Regions from separate parts of the Homo sapiens genome. Here region 2 is linked to region 1. The links are chromatin loops, found by intact Hi-C in ENCODE. Cell type or tissue: IMR-90. All regions are shown on one strand. Links, peaks and the distances in the headings refer to the core of each region. The heading gives the core; the rest is flanking DNA. Region 1 has its middle 320 kb from the start of KAZN-AS1. Region 2 overlaps KAZN (kazrin, periplakin interacting protein).

Region 1 (6,772 bases), core at 951-5,950:
CATCTCTTAGAAAAATGGGGGTATGTGGTTACAGGAGGGAAGATTGATCTCTGATTTCCTTTAGTTTGATTCTTCCCCCACCCTGTCCCTGCACAGGTGTTTCCAGAAGCTAATGATTGAGTGCCATCCTGAGATTAAAGCTCCAGTTATCTAGCAAAGGGCCCTGATTCCTTATTCCCCTCCATTTGTCAAACTTCACATGGGGTATATTTCATGCCACCTTTCCTGGCAGAGTTGTCCAGGAGAGGCTACCCAATCAAACTAAGTAGAACACTGAACAAAGATAGGAGGCTGCCTCCTTTCTCCCCACCAAGCCTTAGCCCAGGCTCCAAACCCTAAACCCTGACCTAAGAGAAGATGGTAAAAGCCCTAACAGGAAGGGCTAATGGGCAGATGTGAAATTCTCCCCTCCCTGGCCTCTGAATTCCATGTGTGTGGGTGCCAACATGGGCCCCATCTGTTCCCCAGGGAGGGTGGAAGCAGAAGGCATACATGAGAAAACTATAAATTGAAGTAAATCAAAGGAATGCCTTGGGTAATGAAGAGCTGAAGAGTCCCAGGGCAGCCACACAGGGTTGGAATGCATGAGATGTTTGTAATAACTTAAAGGCATGGTCTCCAGTGGAGCTACTCAGGGAAGTCCAAATGGCCCCAACCCTACAGCAATAATGAAGGAGCAAATCTGGTAAAAGGAGAAACCAAGGGTAATGCAGTCTGGGCAGAGGGATGCTGGAGGGCATTTTGAAGGGGAGCCAGAGGCAGAAATATAAGAAGAATGGAGGCAATTCCTCAAACACCCTGGTTGCCCACAGCAACCCCTTTTCATGCAGTCATTTACATAATGTTGCAATTGTCACTTGCTGTTTGCCTTCTGTTGCAAACAGAGCTCCAGCATAAAGGAGCATACTATAGCTGCATAGGTTAATTCAACTCTCATCCACCACTGGCAAAATAAAACCCATTTAATCATCTACTTGACCATAGGGCAAAAAAACCCTGCTTTGTTTGGAAGAGGCTTTCAGTGGCAGATGCCCTCAAGCTAACCACATCCCCACCTTCTTAGTTCCAGGACTGGTCTGCATTAATGGACACTGGTTCTCTGAATATAAGATGCTAAAGTATAGAAGACACTTGAGTCAGAAGGTGAGGAAGCTGATGAAAGAGCTTCACAGATGACTGAGGCAGCACAAGGCAAGGGGAAGAGCTCCAGCCCTTTGCTGGCTGGGAGGACTTGGGCGAGTGACTCCACACCTTTGAACCTGTTTCCTCTTCGGTAAAATGGAGATAATAAAAAAAAAAAATCCTACCTTCCAAGGTTGTGGTGAAGATTCAATGAGATAACTCTCCAAATGGCTTGGCATATTTATTTTTATTTTTGCTGTTACTACTGACACTATCATGGCATGCTAATATTCCCAAAGACAGCACTTTTATGTCCAAGAAGATACAAGGAAGGTGAGCTCTGGGCTCATCTGGGGAACTGATTCAACTTCTTTCCCTGAATTTACTGATGGTTTCAAGTAGTTTAACTGAATTTTTCTGAATATTAAGATAAAAGCTAGTCAAGTTAAGCATATCTGAGAGCCAGATTGAGCTAACTAAATGAATATGAGAGGCAGTGAAGTATTCTATAACAGGTTCAATTCACAAGATAAAGAACAAACCAGATATTCACTGGTGAATGTTCCCTTCCCAACAACACACACATACACACACACACCCCTCACATACATTATTCTGTAATTGCAGGCTGTTGTCTACTTTCATTACTGACTACGAATACAATGCCTTTCAGGTAGATAGAAATCCTTTGAACCAGAGCAATCAAATTTCCTTGTGTCTCTCATTTCCGCCATCCATATTAAAGGTCACTCTATGGTCCAGTGTGGCTACTGTAGCTCCAGCCATCACACTAACATTCCAGGCAAGCAGGGAGTGGGGAAAAGGCAGGCCTTTCCAATGGCCTTTTCACTTTGTGACATATGCTTTAGGCTACAGGGAGCATGAGGCCAGTGTGACTTCTCACCTGGACTATTGCAATAGTTTTCTATCTAGGTTCTCTGGACTATGGCAATAGCTTCCTATCTAAGTTCCCTGGACTATGGCAATGGGCTCCCAACTAGTTTCCCTTCTTCCTATGTCTTTCTCCAACCTAGCCTCTATAGCACTCAACACAGACTCAAGTCAATCTATACTTTCCAACTTCCACCTTTACAAAACTTGCCCCCCTAGCAGGATCTCTCTTCCCCTACACCTCTAAAGGTCAAACTCTCACTATCCTCTACAATGGCATTTTGCCTGACCAAAAGCATCACCTGGACTTTCAGTAAAGGCACAGATTCCTAGGCTCCACCTTAACCACTGAATCTGAATCTCCGTGAGAAAAGCCTGGGCTCCATGTTTGTGAAAGCCCTGGGTGAGCTTCTGAGAAACATTCTTTAAGGTAGAGGTAGTTCAACTGTGATGCACAACAGAATCTCCATTAAAATACAGATGCTCCCTGTTACCGTTTTAAGGAGCGTTGAAGTAGGCCTGGGGATTCACTCAAGTTTTGAACAAACTCCCCAGGCAATGATCTCCAGAGTCTGAGAACCTCAGCTCATAAGTCTCAGCTTAAATCCTGCCTCCTTCTTGAAGCCTTCTCCAATAAACTGGAACTCAAGTGCCCTCTCCTATATTCTGAGGGTTGTTCTGAGAAATAAAGAATTCCAACAGTGCCTGGCACGTAGTAAGTGCTCAATAAATGTCAATTCTCCTGATCACTTGAGATATTGTCACCATTCTCCTTCATGCTCTGACTACAGAACCTATCATTGTCGATCATGCCTCCAAGAAACTTAAGCAGGTTCGGGTTTTGTCAGCAGGTGGTGAGCCATGGAAGGCAGGCACCTGCACCTTTTCCTAAACATCAGTGTATCCTCCAGGGCATCTGGCTCACTCTTAAGCCCCCGGGAGGTGCTCAGTGAGTAGCTGTAGCATCAGTTGAAAGAGGTGGTATTTTCTGACACATTCGTTGTGAATCCAGAGTAATTATTACCCTTTATACCCCTGGTTGCAGGTCAAAATGTCCTGCCTCTCTCTGAATCCACTTTTATGGGACTGTTTCTATGATGAAGGCAACTTCATCTTTTAAAAAAATTATGTAAATAATATGTGAATATATAATTATTATAAAAATAACACAGATAAAGTGAAATTACCCCTTGATTATTGCCTTCTTATTCCAATCTTTTCTATCAGATATAAACACTGTTATTAGTAGTAGACTGAGCCATATGAAATTGCTACTATTCTACCATTTTTAGCCTATAAGAAGCAATTTCATTGACTCAACAGATTGATATGCATCCTTTCAGAACTCTCTCCTATGCATAGGAGATTTGGTGATTTTAAAGCATGACTATAAATTATTTGATGCTCTTGCCATTACAGGACGGAGTCTATGTCCCATCCTTCTGAATCTAGGTGGTCTTATGCTTGCTTTGACAGTAGAGTAGCATAAGTAACATGATTTTCAAGGCTAGGTCATAAGAGACCATGAAGCTTCTGTTTGTTTGCTGGAACATTCACCCTGGGAACCCTGAGAAACCGTGTAAGAAGTTTGAGGCTGCAATCTTGTGAGGAATCCCAAGCCACATGAAGAAGCCATGTGGCCTCAGTTGACACTCCCACCTGAATCTAGCCTTTGAGTTTTCCTAGTTCAGGGAACAGACATGTATGTGAAGAAGCCTCCAGATGATTCCAGCCCCCTGCCATTTGAGTCAACCTTAAGCCTTTCATGTCTTCCAACCTGGATCCCCAGACATTGTGGAGTAGAGAAATCCACTGCATCCTGTCTGAGCTCTTGATCTGTAGAATCTGTGAGCACAATAAAATGGGTGTTTTTTCATGCCACTATGTAGTAGATGGTTTGTTATATAGCAACAGATAACTGATATAGTAGGATAACACCTGCTTATGCAACGTATGTGAATTCAGCCTATACAGGCTCAGAAAGAAAGAATAAAGTAAGAAGAAAACCTATTTAAATAACTAGAACAGGTGATTCCTCTCCACGGCATATACCTAGATGAGAGTGAGAATGAAATGGGCCATGTGGCTCTCCCAGTGGTTCTCAGCCAAGGGAAATACTGCCCCCTAGGGACATTTAGAAATATTTGGAAGACTATTTCATTGTTCACGGAAGGGAATGGTGATGGTACACACCCAGGGCCAGAGAGGCAGGGATGCTAAACATTCATCCTGCACAGTGTTGCCCAGCATAGAATTGTCCTGCCCTACATTCTTAGATACCTGTTGGGAAACACTATTTGGTCTCAGCTTCAGAGGGCCTTGAATGGGGTGAGCATCCTAAAGACACAAATTTCTTTTTATTTGAACATTGCGGCCCCCAAATGCAGGCTGCCATCTTCATCTGGTACTTGCAGAAACATTAATCTGCTCCAACACAGCAGGAAACAGAGCTGCATTCCACCTAGTAAAGATGGAATGTCCAACCCTGAAGTGCCTCTTTTCTAAGGGATTTTAGAAATAAATGTTGACTGTGTCCAGCTGTCACTGTGCTCACTGAATTGTGTAGAAAGAACCTCTCTCCCATGTGATATTCACTTCCACTACTAGGAAATAGAAAGATTCCATAAATACAGATACATAGAAATATATAGATTTTGTGGGGTTGGTTTTAAAATGATAAGTGATATTAACTTGTCATATTACTTCTAAAATTTTTAAATTTGCAATATATTTTTTGGAAATTTTTGTCTATTAGTACATAAAGATCTACTCAATTCTTTTAAGGTGCTGAACAGTTGTCTATTGTGTGGATACTGTGTAGTTAATTTAAACATTTACATATTAATCAATAATTAGGCATTTTTCCCTAGGCTTTTGTAATCACAAATAATAACACACTAGTGAAAAACCTTGTCCTTGAATTTTTGACTTACCTGAAGGCATTTCCTTGGGATAGGTATCCAAGTGAGGAATTGCTTGGGTGAATATTTATAATCTTAATATAGCTTTCCAAATTGCCCTCCAGAATCGCTGAACTATTTTCCATTCTCATCAACAGCGTTTGAGGATATTAGGGCTCAAAAAAACGATAGTAAAGGCCTCAGAAGCAGCATCAGAAGGAAAGTATCCCTTTGACCTTCTCCTGCCCTCCCGTTTCTCACTCCTCATTCTCCTCCAAGGCAAGCCATAAAAGCTAGAATCCCTCTTCCCCAAGGCAAGTCAGAGAAACCAAAACCCCCTTTCCCCAAAGCCACCCGTAATACCTAAAAATGTGACTCCAGCCTCACCGCACCTTTCCGTGTTACAGCTGGCCATAAAGAAATTTAGATTCTCATTCCAGCAGGGTCCTACCCCATACCTGGGAAGAAGAAATGCTACCACAGAGAGGCCAGGATGAATCTGAACAGACAGGCCTTGCTAGGATTTCCCACTGAGTCTATTACCATCAGCTCAGATCTTTTCTTTTTGTCCAATCGCATTTCTACCTGGTTTACTAGAGAATCTTCTTCATTGAACCTAAGCATAAAGCCAGGTGGCCTTCCCTTTACTTTTGGGTCTTCAATCTGAAGACTTTTGTGTCATGTAAAACTATGATCAAATAAATTGGTTATGGCTTTTCTTCTGTTAAACTGTCTATTGTCAGTTTTGTTTTTGTTTTTTTTTCAGCAGACTTAGACTCAAATACTCAGAAGGCAAGTTTGAACTCCCCTACAAGAATGTCCCAATTGTCTCAGGGCTTTTCTTGGACAGTGAATCTAAAGTCTTAGGAAGTGAAGCAAGAGGAATCTCCTTACCTGTCATATCAGGCAGACAGGGAAGGAATTAGTTCAAATGAATTTAATTTAGTAACTATTTAGCATATTCTATTAAAAAGCACTTTATTGAGAGGTCTCCAAGATGAGACAGCCTAGTCTCTATCCTTAAAGAGCTCTCAAACTCTCCCACAAACAAAATGTAAATGATGACATTTGAAACGGAGTAAGATAGCACAGGGGTTGGTGGTCCAGGACTCCTAAAGGAAAGAGAGCCAGCCATGGGTCTAAGGAGCTATGAAGCTTTTCTAAAGCAGGTGTGCCCCAAACTGCAAAGGATGGAGGGATTTAATTACTTGATGAGGATGAGGTACTAATTTCTTGACGGGCAGTGGCTGGTGTTGGGGCACAGAGACATGTGGCGAGGGAGAGGATGCAGAGGTGGGTCAGAGGCAGATGGCACACGCCATGGGAGCACAGTGGACGTGTATCTGGCACAGCATGGGGCAGATGCAACAGGGACTTATGGCTTGATAACAGAGTACGAGAATAAGAGAAAAGGCACCACAGGGGAAGGCTGAAACCCAGGCAAGTTCTTGCACTATCTAAGAACATGCATAGCCAATACTGAACCACAGAATGTAACCAGTTCAGAGAGATAGCTCCTAAATACGATTATTTCATAAATTGCATCTTTATTAACTTTAATAGCACAGAAAAATTAATTTCACAAAGTACATTACACAACACTTACTTGTAAATCAATGCAAAAAATTGTAGCGTTGGACAACTACTCAACCAGGAGATAAAAACAAAAGGGGAGAAAATAAAGGACAAAATAAAGGTACGTTTTCTGCACAAATAGATGGTTATAGTGTCTGAAATTCCTTTTTCAAATATAAGCCACATGGGTACCAGTGCGTGTGTGTGTGTAAGGGTGTGTATGTACATACATATGTATATATGTGTGTATATGTACATATATGTACATACATATGTATATATGT
Region 2 (6,772 bases), core at 1,231-6,230, 950 kb before region 1:
ACTCTACTCTGATGGAGTCTCACTCTGTCATCCAGGCTGGAGGGCAATGGTGTGATCTCAGCTCACTGCAACCCTCCTGGGTTCAAGCGATTCTCCTGCCTCAGCCTCCAGAGTAGCTGGGATTACAGGCGCCTGCCATCATGCCTGGCTAATTTTTGTATTTTTAGTAGAGACGGGTTTCACCATGTTGGCCAACCTAGTCTTGAACTCCTGACCTCAGGTGATCCACCTGCCTCGGCCTCCCCAAAGTGCTGGGATTACAGGTGTGTGCCACCACACCTGGCCTATAGTTCTGATTTTATACAGGAGGAAACTGAGGCTCAGAAAGGTTAAGTCCCTTGTCAAGGGTCACACAGACAGAAAATAACAGGACCCAAACTGGGACTCTGCTAGACTCAAACAGCCCAGGCCCAGACAGATAGGAACGTCTGATTCTTGCAAAATGTCCTACTTGATGGAGGGGTGCTTCCAGTCTGGGGTGATTCTGCACTCCAGGGGACATCTGGCCATGTCTGGAGTCTACTGCTGTGACACTGGGGGGCTGGGGTGGAGGGGGTGCTGCTGGCATCTGGTGGGTGGAGGCCAGGGAAGCTGCCACACACCCTACAGAGCACAGGGCAGCCCCACCACTGTTATGTGGCCCCAAACGTCTATGGTGCCCTTGTTTACAGAGAGCACCGTAAACTGAAGAGCATTTCCCGTGCTGGAGAAGCCGCGCTCGTCAGCAGCGAGGTCCGTGTGAGCCGGGCTCCCAGGGACAGGACCAGTGTGTGGGGGATGCCCATGGTCTCAGGAGCAGGCAGCCCTGTCTCCCAGCCCCACATGTGACTAGGGAGGCTGGTGGGAAAGGCCTGTGGACTGAGGGAAGGCTGGTAAGGGAGCTGCCTCCTTCAGGCCATGGCTGGACTCCCGTCAAAAGCCTCCCGGCAAAGCCGTCACCCCATGGAGTACAGGATCGCCTGATCTCCAGCTCCGAAACCGTAAGAATACAGACCTCACTGGAGTGACTGCGCATGAAGACGGGGTGCTTCTTGGGGAGATGCAACTGTTCTGGAATTAGACAGCAGTGGTGGCTGCACAATGTTGTCAGCATGCTAAAAACCACTGAACGGCATGACCAACGACCCAGGACCAACGACCCAGGACCAACGACCCAGGACCAACGACCAAGGACCAACGACCCAGGACCAACGACCCAGCACCAACAACCCAGGACCAACGACTCAGGACCAATGACCAAGGATCAACGACCCAGGATCGACGACCCAGGATCGACGACCCAGGATCGACGACCCATGACCAACGACCCAGGACCAACGACCAAGGATCAACGACCCAGGACCAACGACCCAGGACCAGCGACCCAGGACCGACGACCCAGGACCGACGACCCAGGACCGACGACCCAGGACCAGCGACCCAGGACCGACGACCCAGGACCAACGACCAAGGATCAACGACCCAGGACCAACAACCAAGGATCAACGCTGGCTCTGGCCATGGAGGGGAGGCTCCTGCGGGGGCAACGGTAGGCTCATGTGGGCTCGGGCCTTGACATTCTAAGTTGATAAACAATATTTTACACATACACACACACACACACATACACACACATGCGGTCCCTTGGGGCCAGTGTGGTTACAGAGAAGTTGCTGTGTGGGTGGTAATGCCTGGTTCAATCAGGATTTAACAGGAAATGCCCCCAGCAAGGGTGGATGGCTGGGCAGGCCTCAGGGTGCCCACCTTCATTGCTAAATGCCAATAGAGGGCTTTGCTTCTTGGGAAACGTCTGCAGAAGCAAATGTCTTTTTGGCTTTTCCCCAAGTGAAGCAGCGAAGAGGGTGTGTGGGGCGGCCCAGAGTTGGCTCCTCAGGACATGGGGGGAGGGACGATGCCTGGATCCTGAGGGGCTGCTCACCCCTCACTTGGCACCAGCCTGGGCTCTTTCCCCAATACCTGCTTTCCCAGTGGCCTCAGTGTCACTGGCAGGTGTGAGCTTTGCCACCTCTGTGGCAGCACCTCAGGGTCACTTAAGAAACCGCCCAGCACCAGCAGCTACAGCCAGGACCCCTGGGTAAGGGGCAAGTAAGTGGCCCAAGATGGGCCACAGGGCACACTGCATGGACCTCACAGAGGTAAGATTTCATCAGAAGACAAAAGGGACATGTTCGTCCCCCAGCTGCAGGGGCTGCTGAGTGCACCATCCCCCCGGGCCTGGCTCCCCACCTCCGCAGCTGGGGGGCTTCTTTTTTTTTTGAGATGGGGTTTCGCTCTGTTGCCCAGGCTGGAGTGCAGTGGTGCGATTTTGGCTCAGTGCAACCTCTGCCTTCTGGGTTCAAGCGATTGTCCTGCCTCAGCCTCCCGAGGAGCTGGGATTACAGCTGCGTGCCACCACATCTAGCTGATTTTTGTATTTTCAGTTGAATCAGGGTTTCGCCATGTTGGCCAGGGTGGTCTCAAACTCCTGACCTCAAGTCATCTGCCCGCTTTGGCCTCCCAAAGCCAAAAGATTACAGGCACGAGACACCACGCCCGGCCTGCAGCTGCCGTGGCTTCTGCCATTGCTAAGCTGCGCCCTCCACCTCCCCACTGCACGTGTGGACCCTGACTTCCTTCCAACCCACCCTCTATGCTTCCACTGGCAGAGCAGAGCTGCTTTCTGTTGCTTGCAACCCAGGACTTAAGGCACCCCCCGAGGAAGGGTCAGCTGTGCAGTGGGGGAGCTGGGCCTGCAGGCAACACAGCCTGGCGGTGAAACTTTAGGCATGGCGGGCAATGGAGGGAACCTGCAGTCAGGTGGACACCCCAACAAGACTGGGGTCATCACAGCTCCTCGTGAAGCCCCTTCTCTCTGCCTCCAAGCCCTGGGTAGACACTGCATGTGCTGTTAACATGAACATAAACCAATCAACCTGAGTTGCCAACATTCACACGGGCAGATGCATCTGATGCCTGCCAGAAGGAGGCCAGAAGCTGAGTTTTCTTGGCCAGAGCGGAAACAGGCTGAGTGTCCAGACGCAGTGGGAGTGGAAGCCAGGGTGAGCTGGTTTCTAGGCCAGAAAGACCCAGGGAGTCCTCGGATGCCTAAGGCCAGGACTCCAAGGAAGGAAGACATATCTGTCTGTCCACAAGGCATGAGAAAGACCTGGGAGAACAGGGGCCTTTTCCTGGCCTGCAAGTTCAAAGGTTTCTTTCTGGGCTGCACGCAGCAGCAGGGCCTCCAGTATTATCAACCCCACTGGTGGGAACCCCCTGGACCCCAGAAGTCCCTGCAGCCGCAGCTTTTTCCTGCCCAGCAGTTCTCACCACTAGGGGTCAGCATTGGACAAGGAGACCTAGGCTAGGCCCACGGATCCTGCCCCGGCCTGTCCTGGGGCCTGGCCCTTAGTAAACCATCCTGCCGTGGTTTTACCACGTCCAGGAATCCAGGCCCGGTGCCAAATGCTTCTCCTGCTTTATTTCTTGGAAATCCTCACAAGAGCCCCACAAAGCACAGTCCACTCTTGAACAACGTGGGTTTGGACGGCATGGGTGCGTGGGTCTGATTATCGGCGGATTTTCTTCTACCTCCGTCACCCCGAGACAGCAAAGCCAATCCTTCCTCTCCCTCCTCCTCCTCAGCCACTCAGCGTGAAGACAACGAGGATGAAGACCTTGATGATGATCCTCTTCTTCCACTTAATTAATAGCAAATATATTTTCTCTTCCTTATGATTCTCTTTTTTTTTTGAGACGGAGTCTTGCTCTGTTGCCCAGGCTGGAGTGCAGCGGCTTGACCTTGGCTCACTGCAACCTCCGCCTCCCGGGTTCAAACGATTCTCCTGTCTCAGCCTCCCGAGTAACTGGGATTACAGGCATCCACCGCCATGTCTGGCTAATTTTTGTATTTTTAGTAGAGACAAGGTTACACCGTGTTAGCCAGGCTGGTCTCGAACTCCTGACCTCAGGTGATCCACCCTCCTCGGTCTCCCAAAGTGCTGCGATTACAGGCATGAGCCACCACGTCCGGCCTGATTCTCTTAATAACATTTTCTTTGCTCTAGCTTACTTTATTCAAAGAATACTGATATGGTTGGCTCTGGGTCCCCAGCCAAATCTCATCTCGAATTGTAATCCCCACGTGTCAAGGGAAGGACCAGGTGGAGGTAAGTGGATAATGGCGCTGGTTTCCCCTATGCTGTTCTCGTGATAGTGATAGAATGCTAACGAGATCTGATGGTTCATAAGCGTGTGGTAGTTCCTCTGCATTCATTCTCCCTCCTGCCATCCTGTAAAGAAGGTGCCTTGTTTCTCCTTTGCCTTCCGCCATGATTATGAGTTTCTGAGGCATCCCCAGCCATTCGGAACTGTGAGTCAATTAAACCTCTTTCCTTTATAAATTACCCAGTCTCAGCTATTTCTTTATAGCAGTGTAGGAATGAACTAATACAAAGACAGTACACGACACAGTGAACACACAAAAGATGTGCTCGCTGACTGTTCTTAGTAAGGCTTCTGGTTAACAGTGGGCTACTAGAAGTTATCTTCTAGGGGAGTCAAAAGTTATACATGGATTTAGCTGCGCAGGGGATCGGCACCCCTAAGCCCTGCGTTGTTTAAGGGTCAACTACATATGCCATTATCTCTGTTTTGAGTTGATGGATATGGAGTCCAGAGAGGTGAAGGCTCCTGCCCAAAGTCACACAGCTGGGAAGCACCTGGGGCTGGATTCGAACCCAGATCACATGGCTGTAACCACACCGTTAGCTGGCATCAGCACTCTGCAGGACGACAAATCCTCTAAGACTTACGTCCTCCCCCTTCCCCTACTCTAGCCACAAGCTCCCTGGATCTGCCCAGCCACCCTGTGGGGAAGGTAGGGTGGGATTAAGACTCCACTCCCAGCCCAGTAACAAGTAAAAGGCACTGAAGCCCAGAACAGTTGAGTGGGCAGCCCAAGGTCACACAGGAGCAGGCAGAACAGACCTCCAGGGCTCTCTCTCCCGACCCGGACCCTCTGTCCCCACACACAAAGGGTACGCATCTCCTGGGAAAACAAAGTGTCTGGAAGTATTTTGAGGGTTTGGTTTGGGTTAGGAAAAAATTATTTGTTTCCTTAATGACCCAAGTAAGACATTTTTGCTGCAAAGACATTTGAAAAGAGGCCAATAAACAAACAAAGAAATAAATAAAAGTTGCTACCACTCTGAGAGAATGAACATTAATATTTCCATGTATTTCCTCCCAAATATTTTCCTAAGCAAATATGTATATTTTAAACAAAAAAAATTTTTTTTCCTTTCCTTTTTTTTTTTTTGTTTGAGACAGGGTCTCACTGTCGCCCAGGCTGGGGTGCAGTGGCTCACTGCAGCCTTACCTCCAGGGCTCAGGCAATCCTTTTGCCTCAGCCACCGGTCTAGTTGGGACTACAGGCATGTACCAGGCCTGGCTAATTTTTTGGTAGAGATAGGGTTTTGCCATGTTGCCCAGGCTGGTCTCAAGCTGCTGGGCTCAAATACGATCCACCTGCCCTGGTCTCCTAAACTGCTGGGATTACAGGCATGAGCCACTGCACTAGGCCTTTTTTTCCTAATAGTAGGCTGGGGTGTGTGGAGGAGTGAGTGGTTTCCCAGCGTCTCCACACTCCCTGGGCCCAAGGCAGGTGGATAAAAGGCTGGCCCAGTCTCTGGGGGCATGGTCTTGGAGGGAAACTTATGATGCATTGCAGAAAGCCCCCTCCCGCGGCGGGCCCTGCCCCCTGCTTGTGTTCTGCTCTGCCCCACCCACCCCACCCTAGGTCTCCGATGTGAGTCGGTGCCAGACGTCCCGGCTCCCAGCACGGCACTGCTAGCAGATGCCAGGCCCACCTGGGTGGGGAGGGTTCTCACCATGGCCAGCTCGGCCTCCAGCTCCTTCATCCGGTTGTCCTTGAGGTCCAGCTGGGAGCGCAGTGCCGTGGCGTGGTCTGTGGCCTCCTTGGCTTGGCGCCGCAGCTCCCACTTCTCACGCTCCAGCAGGTCCTTCTCCTTGGCCAGCGCTTTGACCGCATCCTCGCTCTCCTGTGGGTGGGAGAGGGAGAGAGCACCGTGGGTGTTACAGCCAGGCTCCTCCTGGCCCAGGGATGCCTAGAGGGGGCCTAACTCCTAGATGGAAAAAGAAGTGGGGTCACGAGGTCAGGAGATTGAGACCATCCTGGCTAACATGGTGAAACCCCGTCTCTACTAAAAACACAAAAAAATTAGCCAGGCATGGTGGCGGGCACCTGTAGTCCCAGCTACTCGGGAGGCTGAGGCAGGAGAATGGCAGAACCTGGGAGGTGGAGCTTGCAGTGAGCCGAGATCGCACCACTGCACTCCAGCCTGGGCGACAGAGCGAGACTCTGTCTCAAAAAAAAAAAAAAAAAAAAAAAAAAAAGAAGTGGGGAGGCCCCATGACATGTGGCCAGGAGCTCTGGCTCTGTGGTGGGAAAGCCGTGGGCACGAACTCCAGCTCTGCCACAAACTAGCTGGAAGACTGGAACAGAGACGAACCCAGTAGACACTCATTAAACCCTTTTTTTGCTGCATGAATGAGTAAGTTGGCAAATGACTGCTTTGGGGAAGTCATTCTACCTCATCGAGTCTGGGTTCCCCTTATGTAAAATGGGGCAGGAGTCAATCCTACTTGTTTCAAAGAATTCTAAAGATTGAATGACTTCACGTGCGGGAAATACTTAACACAGTCTGACAGAAGTTAGGGTGCAATAGTTGTTCTGGGGCTTTGTTCTGTTTGGTCAATTGTGTTCATCACAGGG

The links. Hi-C counts contacts between places; a loop is a spot of excess contacts. Peaks named below come from ENCODE experiments on the same cell type or tissue, not always from the same donor. Only the 100,000 strongest peaks of a DNase experiment are listed, where the experiment ranks them.
Region 2: a loop joins it to region 1, with 31 times the contacts of the local background. A loop is called at or near these places in 7 of 110 quality-filtered maps.

Annotation. Positions count from the first base shown.
Region 1 is chr1:14,092,561-14,099,332 of GRCh38, reverse strand. It overlaps a transcript of KAZN not described here. Among named protein-coding and RNA genes, the nearest start is that of KAZN-AS1, 320 kb to the left of the region's middle. In IMR-90, for the core only: no CTCF peak of the experiment used is centred there; no DNase peak of the experiment used is centred there.
Region 2 is chr1:15,043,255-15,050,026 of GRCh38, reverse strand. It overlaps KAZN (kazrin, periplakin interacting protein), which reads right to left. Exons shown (of 15, transcript NM_201628.3): 4 at 5,868-6,038. Among named protein-coding and RNA genes, the nearest start is that of TMEM51-AS1, 110 kb to the left of the region's middle. RefSeq lists an enhancer at 3,187-3,416. In IMR-90, for the core only: a CTCF peak has its summit at 3,312 (motif pointing right); a DNase peak (open chromatin) is centred at 3,356; H3K27ac peaks cover 266 bases.